Linked DNA regions of Homo sapiens: region 2 is linked to region 1. The links are chromatin contacts, found by Hi-C in ENCODE. All regions are on one chromosome and are shown on one strand. The core of a region is the stretch at or near the end of the contact, and the rest is flanking DNA. Distances in the headings are between cores, read along the strand shown.

What was found. Hi-C counts contacts between places; a loop is a spot of excess contacts on that map. Pooled maps may share reads with other maps.
Region 2: a loop to region 1 is called in a map of Caco-2, with 20 times the contacts of the local background. The contact joins the promoter of PAPPA2 here to the enhancer-like site in region 1. A Hi-C loop is called at or near these places in 3 of 168 maps with a recorded cell type or tissue (Caco-2, HCT116 and naive thymus-derived CD4-positive, alpha-beta T cell), 1 of 37 single-sample maps with no recorded cell type and 9 of 50 pooled maps.

Annotation. Positions count from the first base shown.
Region 1 is chr1:175,153,683-175,159,425 of GRCh38, reverse strand. It overlaps KIAA0040, which reads left to right. Exons shown (of 4, transcript NM_014656.3): 4 at 1-2,440. Among named protein-coding and RNA genes, the nearest start is that of KIAA0040, 36 kb to the left of the region's middle. RefSeq lists an enhancer at 4,980-5,479. Within about 2 kb of position 3,244, at least 2 of the 41 ENCODE cell types and tissues checked have a DNase peak (open chromatin) inside an H3K27ac peak, as active enhancers do.
Region 2 is chr1:176,460,000-176,465,742 of GRCh38, reverse strand. It overlaps PAPPA2 (pappalysin 2), which reads right to left and starts at 2,568. Exons shown (of 23, transcript NM_020318.3): 1 at 2,325-2,568.

The sequences.
Region 1 (5,743 bases), core at 1,995-4,494:
GCTTGTAATACCTCACCAGTTCTCCCCGAGTGATCTTCTCTTCTAAGTGAGCCCACTAATTGCTGCAATGGATGAAATTGGGTGTTTAATGCTGGAGAGCACATGTAGGTGACACATGTGCCTTGAGGTATGTGAGGACATGTAAATTAGATCCACAGTGAGCTGAGGAGGGCTTTCCCCGCCAGAGTGAGGTTGGGAAGCAGAGTTAATCCACTTATAGGATGAACTGCTTGGTATTTTTATTGTATTGTGACTGTATTACAAAGATGGACAATTCACTCCTTGGGAGCAAGTTATGCTCTAGAAGTTTATTTACAAATATGCTGGGCAGCTCTCTTGAAATATTTTCCCAAGGAAGCTATTCTACACAGTGGCAAAATTGCTATCTAATTAATAATGTAGCTAAACTATGATATTTATAGTAGCAAAAAACTAAATTCTATAAGATTGCATTAAAGGAAAGATATATTCTATTTGCTCACTTGGGCTGCTTGGTACTCACCTGCCCTCCAGGTGTACTTTAGGCCTGTGGAGGGTGGGCATTTAGTGGTGACCCTTGCACCAGGGTTTTCTAACAGATGACCCTGTGAATCATAATTTAAACCTGCATATATTTTATAGCCAGTCACATTTGCCCTCTCACCCTATATGGCCATAAACTGCCTAAGCACTCAGGCCTCCCACTCATCAACCCCTTTGACCAGAGAAAGAAGCACTCTGGTTCTCTATCCCCTTGTCACATAGAGAGTTTGTCATGGGGCCTCTGGCTGTGCCCTTCACATAACAGAATGACTTGCCATCTGCCTGCACCAAACCCAGGGATGTGGAAGACATCTCCCCACAACTGCCACTGCTCACCAGGACAAGCTGCCCTTCCTGTCTCCACCTCTCAGTCCCCCTAGAATGGATGGCTGGGGAGAGGTGGAGGCTGACAGCTGAGACGTAGTGTCAGATATGATCTAGGAGGGCGGATCACCGGGATCCGGGACCATACAAGTAACATGGTTTCCATGGCAACTGCTTGCTCCTTTGAATTAAGACAGCAGTCAGTTGTCATTGCCATGACAAGGCCTCTATCTCCAGGCACAATGTCCCTGCTGTCTCCTAATCCAATGGACTTGCTCTCACCCCAGGGATGAAACACCCAGAAACTCACTTCTCAGTCACTTCCACAGCCGATGACTCAGAAGAGCCAAACCCAGAATGGGGCCTCTCTTTTCCCCATCACAGACTCCCCTGACAACCTTTCCTGGCGTAACTAGAGGAGTCCCAGTGCAGGATAGGCCCTAAACGTTTTGTTAAATAAACAGGTGCATGAAAGGAGCCTAAGGCCATTGTTGATATCCACTCTCTTCTTTCCACTTCCTTCTCATCTTTTTCTCCATGTTTTATGCTTCTCTGATTCCCTCTTCTGCCTGCACCAGACCAGCCCCAGCCCTTTATTCCTCTCCATTTTCACTCCTTCCAGCCTCTGTCCCTGAACTGCCACTGGCAACCCATGGGACCTCAGGACCAGAGACTGCTTGACTCATCTGGGGAGGGTAAGTTCACGGGGGACAAAAAAATGATTCCTAAAGAAGAGGCTTCCTAGACCAGCACAGGCTCGAGAAAGACATCCCCTAGGCCTGGACTTCTGAGCAGCTTTAGCCAGGCTCCGGACGGCAGCCAGAGGAGGCCTTTCCCCATTGCTCCTTTCCCCATTGCTCAATGGATTCCATGTTTCTTTTTCTTGGGGGGAGCAGGGAGGGAGAAAGGTAGAAAAATGGCAGCCACCTTTCCAAGAAAAATATAAAGGGTCCAAGCTGTATAGTATTTGTCAGTATTTTTTTCTGTAAAATTCAAACACACACAAAAGAAAAATTTATTTAAATAAAATACTTTGAAAATGAAAAGTCTTGATGTAGTCAGATGGTTACTCTCTTAACATTAGGTATTACCCCCACTCAGACATCACTCAGAAATGATCAATGCAGGGACTCTTTCTGTGACACAAATGTCCCAGCCCTCCCTGGTCACCGCCTTCGCCATGGTAGAGTCATAGGTCTGAGGATGAGGAATGTGGCTGTCTCACCCTTGCTTGCAAAACAGATGGCCTTGGAGACCAGACTCCCTCAAAGGTGCCAGCTACAGGAAAAATATACTGATGTTCCTTGGCAACACTTACAGAACTTTCCATCAATGAGGTCCATCAATGGCTTCTTAAAGGAAAAGGGGGGAAATAGCAAAAACCTAAGGAAGAATGGACCTTTGAGTTAAATCCAGTGTTTGTTGGGAAAGGAGGGATCAAAAACCTCTATAGTAGCCACTAGGGCAAAAACTGTGTGTATGTGTGTGTGTAAGTGTGTGTACACTGTTCAATATGGTTCAATATGGTACCAATAGCCACATGTGACTATTTAAATTCATTGCAATGAAATAAAATTAAAGGTATACTAGCTCAGCTATGTCTGCCATATTTCTTTTTTCTTTTTTTTTTTTTTTTTTTTTTGAGATGGAGTCTTGCTCTGTCATCCAGGCTGGAATACAGTGGTATGATCTTGGCTCACTGCAACTTACACCTCCCGAGTTCAAGTAATTCTCATGCTTCAGCCACCTGAGTAGCTGGGATGACAGGCATGTGCCACCATGCCCAGCTAATTTTTTTTATATTTTAGTAAAGATGGGGTTTCACCATACTGGCCAGGCTGGTCTTGAACTCCTGGCCTCAAGTGACCCGCCAGCTTCCCAAAGTGCTGGGATTATAGGCATGGGCAACTGCGCTTGGCCATGCCAGCCACGATTCAAGTGCTCAGTAGCTACACGTGGCTAGCGGCTGCCATCCTGGACAGCATAGGTCTATGATCTTGGGGGCAGGGTCAGACACCTGGGAAAAACAGCCATGCTGACTGGATTTCAAGGAGGGCTTAAGAAGGAAGGCCTAGAGCACAGGTGGACTCTTTGCCTTATCTCGCCCAAGGCAGGTTATGTCTGTAGTTCAGATGAGTTCATTCCTGGGCTCCCTTCCCCATCACCACACACTCATGACAACCAGAGAACAGAGACTCTTCATTCAGCTCCTTGTTCATCCACCCAGGACATTGCTAAACATTCTGGTGCAGAGGAGGAACTGATGCTCAGAAACCATCTGGGAGGGGAGCAGCTGCTGCACCCCTGAGGGGATGCCAGTGCTCAATGCCTGCAGCCGCACCTGCCCCGGCTCCATCCTGGCCTTGGGGTATAATATGGATTTGGACAATGAATGCCATCACGTCCTTAGCATTCTCAGTTTATCACAGCACTCTGCACTGGCCCCTTGCCCGTTGACCTTAGTAGTATTTCCCAATTCAAAGTCACAGGTTTACTGGACTGGAAAAAAATCCCTTCAACCCGCTTTCTGTCTTAGACTCAAAGGGTTGTTTTCAAACACCTGTGTGGGCAATGTCACACTATATTTCTTCAGGAATGGCTGTGACTGTGTACCTCCAGCCCTCTTTTGAGGCTGTTCATCCCATTAACATTTCTGACTGTTTACTATATGCCAAGCACGCTAGGTGCCAGTGATACTAAGTTGTCCTAGAGGGGCTCAGAACCTGGTAGGGGGGCACAGACAAGCAAACCATGACAAGACAGTGTGGCCATTGCTTCCTTAGAGGGAAGCTCCCAGGCTGGCTTCAGGACAGGCCGGGGGAGATCGCCTAGGAGGTGTCTAGAGACTTGCACAGGAAGAAACTGAGAAAGGAGGGCCCCAGCTGCACAGTCTACAAAGGCAAGTGCACCCTGGAGTAGTGATGCAGGCAGACAGGATGATGGGGACGATTCAGAAACCATCAGGGCTCTCTGGAAGCCATAAGTGCAGTGAGCTAGGACTCATGACTAGGGTTGTCCCAACCCTGATGCTAACTCCGACTCTCACTAGTTATGTAATTTGGACCCATGGCTTAATCTCTCTGTAAGACTTACCTGCTAAATAAAGCTAATGAGAGTAGCTACCTCATAGGGAGCATTAAATGATCGTGTGTACAAAGCATTTAGCACAGGACGTGGCTTATATTAAGTGCCCAATAAATGTTACTTATTATTATTAAGGGTTGAAGGAAAACCGTGAGAGAGCTGTGTCCTAGGAACCAAAGGAAAAGAAATTTCCAAGAAGAAAGTGATGGTCCATAGAGTCAAATGATGCAGGCAAATCGAATGAGATAGGGATTGAAAATAATTAGCATTTTCTATTCCCCATGGTGTGATGTGTTCCCTAATTTCACCACATACTGCACTATCTACAGGATTACCAATACTCCATGGATTAAGGTCTGCAGATTTGCAGATTAGGCAAGGCTGCCTAATTATCTGTCCCGCCTCTGCCCACAACGAAGTCGCCCCAGCTTGTCAGTGCCACCTGGTGGCCAGATCAGGAGAAAGCGTGAGTCAACATCTTTTTCACCTTAGAAGTGTTTCCTGGAGAACATCCATCTAGCTAGTTCACCTGTTCTCAAATTAAATGTGCAAAAGAGTCACCGGGTTTTATGTGAAATTCACAAATCTGTCAGGGTCCGGAATGCCGTGCTCATGTGACATATGGGGGATTTCCATAAATCATAGGTCTCAACTGTTGTTACAAACATATTTTGGTGAAGTGTTCTATATATAGCCTCACTACAGTAAAGCTTCCCTAACCACACAAGTCTTGCCCATTGCAGTAAGACTAGACCACATTGCAATTGTGTGTTGCTTCTATTCCCAGCACCCCACCCCTATTTTGACCCCCATTAGAATTAGCTTTATGAGATTAGAATTAGAACTGTCTTATTCACTAGTATATCTTCAACACCTAGCATGGAGCCTGGCACATACTATATGCTAAATAAATGTGTTGATTGGGGGAAATAAACACTGAGGTGTTTCTTAAAAATGCAAATTCCCTGTCTCTCCCTGCCCTTCTGGCTGATTATTAAGTCTAGGGTGATGCCAGACAACCTGCTCTAATAAACACCAGGTCAATGCAGGTGGTCCCTGAACCACACCTTGAGAAATACTATCAAAACAACAAAAGAACTGTGTACGGTCAAATAAGTTTGCAAACACTGCATAGTATAACTTTCCCACTTCACCCCCTTGGGATCTGCAACGCATTTATCACATTAAAGTTTCTAGCAGGTGCTGTAATAAAGAATTTGGTTTAACTCCCCTTAAAATTTTCCCAAATTTATTTAACCACAAGCCTCTTTTTCTTTTAGCACATCTGGAGGAACAAAGATTCAGGGGCCACCATTTGGGAAATGCTGCCATGGAGGGCTAGTACGCACTCCACACATCCTTTGCTCCTGACTTCCATGGAGGGCTGGTGCGCACTCCACGCATCCTCTGCTCCCGTCTTCCATGAAGGGCTAGTGCGCACTCCGGCGTCCTCTGCGCCTGTCTTCCATGGAGGGCTAGTGCGCACTGCGGCGTCCTCTGCTCCCGACTTCCAAGGAGGGCTAGTGCGCACTCCACGCGTCCTCTGCTCCCATCTTCTATGGAGGGCTAGTGCACACTCCTGGCATTCTCTCCTCCCATCTACCATGGAGGGCTAGTACACACTCCAGGCATTCTCTGCTCCTGTCTACCACGGAGGACTGGTGCGCACTCCACCGTCCTCTGCTCCCGTCTTCCATGGAGGGCTAGTGCGCACTTCGACGTCCTCTGCTCCTGTCTTCTATGGAGGGCTAGTGCGCCCTCCAGGCATTCTCTGCTCCTGACTTCCATGGACTGCTAGTGCGCACTCCGATGT
Region 2 (5,743 bases), core at 1,319-3,818, 1.3 Mb before region 1:
TGTGATGAAATAACCTATGCAAAAAAAAACCCATGACACAAGTTTACCTATATAACAAACCTGCACATGTACTCCTGAACTTAAAAGTTAAAAAAAAAAAAAAAGAATGGCCTGGGTCAGGATAGGCATGAGGTTACAGTAGAAAAGAAACAATAAAAAAGGTAACTTTGTATTAAATATTGAAGTATGAATTAAATTTCAGAGTTTTTGCAGCCTTTGAAGAAAAAACAGGTGATATATGTGCCCAATAAATATAGGAAAAAATGCGTCTAATCTAACAAGTAATCAAATAAACGTTGTCACCTGTCAACTTGGACAACCACTTTGAAAAATAAAAAATAGCCAGTATAGGGAGACCTGTGAAATAGGGTCTCCCATTCACTACTGGTGAGAGTATAAGTTGTTGCAGTCTTCTGGAAATGATTTGCATGTGTGTCATGCCTCTCCATACACTTTTAACTAGTCATCTTGCTTTTTGAAGTGTATCCTAAGAAAATAACCAAAGAAGCAGACAAAGATTTATATATAGGGATGCTCATCCAAGTAGCATTTACCACAGCAAAAAGTTGAAAACAACTTAGATGTACCCCAAAAAATGGGAAGGAAGAAAATATATCATGGCACATCCACATGTCAGAATGCAACAAACACAGAACACCATGTTTTGGAAATTATTTTATGTCTTGGGAAATAGCAAATATGCAATTTTAAGTGAAAATGCAAGATTATAAAATTATACGTGTATTAGAATCCTACTTTTATTTAAAAATATAAATATGAATAATTCAAAGTGAAAACACCTATCCAGCAATAACCACTATCCAGCCACCTATCCGGTGATAACCACTGCATATGGATATTGGGATTATGGATTGTTTTATAGTTTCTTCTTCAAATTTTTCTGCATAGTTCTAACTTTCTACAGTAACTTCTATTATTTTTATAATTAAAAAACTATTTATATGATTTGGAATGCTTTACAGTGAACTAGTTAAGAAGAAACTCTTCAAACTCCCAGGTAGCTAAGGCAGTGTTTAGCAGATAACTATGCGGAGAGCCATGTCCAGCACCTGGGGTATTTCCTAAGCAAAGAGCTGGTGGCAGCTAGAGAGAGTTTGGGAAAAAGCTATATCTTTTCATCTTTGTATCCTCAACACCCAATATCGTACCTCATCTGGACCAGAAACATAATTTACAAGGCCTGGTGCAAAATAAAAATTCAGAACTTCTTGTTTGAGAAATATTACAAATTTCAAGATGTTAACAGTGCATTGAACCAAGCACAGGGCCCTCCTAAGTGTAGGGCCCTGTGTGACTACAGAGATCCCACACCCATGAAGTGGGCCATACATTGTAGGTGCTCAATAAATACTTGTTGAAAGGAAAGAAAGAATGAGTAGATAGAATAAATACAAACAGACTTCTCAACTGTGCCCAATGGCAAAACTAGACTCAGCAAGATTTGAAATTATGGGAGTGTTCTGTACTCCTAGAGGTTAAATTTTTAAAAGAAGAAGAAGAAATTATGGGAGAGTATGAGGTCATAGGCATAAGAAATCACTGTTCCAGAATTTTCCCAGAGAGTTTATATTCAAACTACACTGTCCTGTTGTCCTCAAAAATGTATCTGTTAGATCATAGTCCACAGTTTCTATTTTTGATCTGGACAACATGATCAGTGCATCTATAGAAGAAATAAATATTATCACTTCTGTCTGTTCCAATAAGATATTTGGCTCAATTATATCCTCCCTCACTGCTTTTGCCTCAACCTACTTTTCCTCTCATAACCCTAAGCTTAGCAATAGAACTCTCCTTACCCATCCTTTCCTTCCTGCACCCCACACACACTCATCCTCAGCACTCCCTCTGCCTTTAATGCCAGCCAAGCAGACACTGAACATGAGAAGGTGTCTGCAGAGGATGTGAATAACCCTCATCCTAATCCCCTCCATGGTCTCCCTGCACAGGCCTGGATGAGGCCCAGGAGAACTGGAGTTGCCAGCTCACAGAAGCAGTTGCAGCCTAAAAGAAGACCAGGCAGCCAAAGGTTGTCACTTATCAAAGAAAAATGAGACAATTTGTTACAAGTTATTAGACTGGAGAAACTGAGCCATTAAGTGGGAGCCTGACCCTTGGATGGGAACAATGATGCTAAAGGGAGATGCTCATCCCCGCTTACAGGGCTGCGTCCCAGCCCTCTGATGCCAAAAGAATACAAGAAGTCTAACACCCCCCTGCACAAGCCAAGTTAGCAAACGTCCAGCATCTTGTTCAGTCAGCAGACATGCTATGGTAATAGTAGTGACACCCCCAATACATACCAAGTGTTTTGCTCCTTAATCACTGTCACAGACAATTGATACTGCCATTGATACTCGTGGGCTTGGGGAGGTCCCCAAACACCCGTAGGACCTCAATCCTGGCTGGCGTCCAGGCTCTTGACACTGTTGTGAGAAGGAATTTAAGGATGAGTTGGAAAATACTGAAAGTGCAGAGATGTATCACAAAGCAAAAAGTACACACCCGAGAAAAGGGAGTGTGTGCCTACTCAAGAGAGAGAGTCATGCCCAGTGGGGTTCAGGGTTTCCATCTTTATGAGTTTCTTTAACTAAGAGGTGGAATATTCATGAAGATTCCTGGGAAAAGGTGAACATTTCCTGGAACTGTGGTACCACCCATTTTTACACCAATTTGGGTGTTCCCGGACTATCACGGCACTGGTGGGTGTGTGATTTAGTAAGTTAATGAACATATAATGAGGTTATAGGTGAAACCCATGTCAAATCCAGCACCATTTTGGGTCCAGTTGGTCTTAGCCAGCTTAGCCTACATCTGGTTTTCAGGATCTTATCAGCCCCTAGTTTATGCAGCTATTTCAACAATTTCCTTTTGCTAGTCATGTGAAACTGCTAACTGCTCCATTCTCCAGCTACCACCCAGTATTACCACTTGGTCCTTACAAGAACATGTGATGTAAGATAGGACAAGTATTCAATCTCAGTTTATAATTTAGGAAACTGAAACATCAAGAGGTTAAGTGAGGCCAGGCACAGTGGCTCATGCCTATAATTCCAGCACTTTGGAAGGTTGAGACAGGAGAATCACTTGAGTTCAAGACCAACCTGGGCCACATAAGGAGGGCCCATCTCTACAAAAAATTTAAAAATTAACCAGGTGTAGTGGTGCATGCTTGTGGTCCCAACTACTAAGAAGGGCTGAAGTGGGAAGATTGCTTGAGCCTCAGAGATCAAGCCTGCAGAGATTTGATCATACCACTGCACTCCAGCCTGGAAGACAGAGCAAAACCCTGTATCAAAAAAAAAAAGAAAGAAAGAAATAGAGGGAGATAGAGAAAGGAAAGGAAAGGAAGGGAAAGGAAATGAAAGGAAAGGAAAGGAAAATAAAGGGGGAAAAAAAGCTGAAGTTACTTACCCATGGTCAGAATTTTAGCTAATCACAGGCCCGGGACAAAAACCCAGGTTTCCTGAGTTTAGTTTAATGGCTCTTTCTACATTGCTATGGTTGAGGCTAGGTGTAAGTATTTCTCAATTACAGCCAGACTAATGGAGGTAGGGAGGTATACAGGAAGGATGAGGGTGGATGAAACAGACTCTAGGAGGAATTTCTGGGCATTTTTACATTAATAAATAAGACATAAATAATTTGTCATTTATATTGCAGCTTAGTGGCTACCCTGTTTTTAATTAATCACATAAAAGCAGGAAGCCTGACCAAAAGTGGAACAAACAATTTCTATTTTGGTTTGGAATGAGATTATTTTTGCTTTATTTGAATATATGATTCTGATGTCCTGGGGACACTTTTTAAACCAGATAGTGAAGCCAGCCTTGAATAGCTGACTCAATTCAATCCAACAAGTGTTATTGAGCACGTTCTCCCAGCCTTAGACTTGTGGCTGACCTTGATTGTCTCCCTCAGGCAGATGCTTCTTTCAAGCCCCTATTTTGCAAGCAAAGGTCCCATTATAGCAGTTATCAGATTAGAATATTTTTGTCTGTGTGGCTGCTTTACCACTGTATTGTGAGCCTTGGAAGGCAGGACCCATACCCTAGTCATCTTTATAACTCAAAAGTCTAGGAGATGAGCTGAGAGATGACTGGTGTTGGTAAATCTGTCTGATAGATAAGCTAATGAATGCACAAACTGGCTAACCTGAAAAGATCATTGACCTCTCCAAAGTTTCAGGTCTCTTATTTATGAAATAGATATGGGTACACCTATTCTGCCTGAGCCATGGGTTTGTTAAAAGATTAAATGTTTATATGTTTATTTTCTGGCCTTCACACACACAGACCTCAAGCAAACTTAAATGTCAAAAACCTGAAGACAGGAGCCTTGTTCCTCTTGTTCATGGTTGTGTCCTCAATATCTATACTGGTACCTTAGTAAGTGCTCAATTAATATTTGTAGAAGGGAGGAAGGTGGGACAGAAAGGTATAGGAGAATATTTTATAAACACTAATGTCTCCAAAAAGTTAGAATTCCCCCAACCAAAATGCAATACATTGTGATCATCAGAAAGCACCTTGTGCTGCTTAAAGACTCTGTCCTGTTATCAGTTCTGCCCCATCAGTGGATCAGTCCCTTCTGTCATCTGTGGATAAGGAGCATTGCACTCACACTTCTCCTTCTCAGACGAGGCCAACTGTGTCTTTTTCAAATTTTCTGTGGTAAAGGATAAAGGGGGAAGCCATAGAGTCATATCAACAATGCCAGTAACCAAGAAAAATGGCTGCCAAAACTTACCTAGGACTCACCTAGGATTCATAATGCCATTTGTGGAGTCACTAACCCAGGCTCTGAGGGACACGGTGGTCCAGACAGAGCCTGTGTCAGAGCTGAGAGCTCCTGTGGCCTGGCCCCTGCAGCCACTTTGGAGGTGGAGTGGGGAACACTGGTGCCTCTGGAGCCCAACTGAGCTGAATAACCATCTCAGCACAGGCACTTCCTGGGGATTAATGAGGCACAGAAAAGAATAACACCTCAAACCATTAACCCCAGCCAGCCATAAATCCTCAGGAATTGCATGGCAGAGTGGCTGTTCCTGCTATATTAAGGTGAAAATGCATTTTTAAAAAGCCTATGGATTTTCTTTAATGGACAGCAATACCATTGGTACCCAATGGGCCTTTCCACAGACAGAATACCTCAGCCCAGTGGCCTGGCTCTTTATCCAATTTGCAATGTTTCCTTGCCTCTGCCTACTGTCTTTTCCTGTGCCCTTTGCTTTTAGAATAGATTGAAAAACACCATGTTAACTGAAAAAGCACTGGAATAAGACAGCGATAAGTCCAACCAGCTTGCAGCAGCCATGACCTGAGAGCAGATGCCGCTCTAAACATGGCTCAATGGGCAGCCAGATGGGGAGAAAAATCAAGAGTAAAGCCTGCCAAGGTGTAGGAATCCCCAACTGACCTTTTTGACATTGAAATCCCCAATGAAAATGCAAATGTTATCAGACAGGGGGAAGCCCCTGAGCCACTTGTAGGCTATCAACAGGTTTGCTACAAATTGTCTAATACAGTCAATCACCTGGCAGAGCCCTGGGCAATGGAACTCAACACAGGTATTAACAGGGGAAGTAGAGAATGTCAGAAATGATGGGCTAGAAAGGTAAAACAAACAAAAAAAAAGTGGGGGAACATGGGAGACATAAAGAGGGTTGGGGGAGGCACCAGGTCATTAGCCAGTGGATATTGATATGGACAGGAGGCAGGGA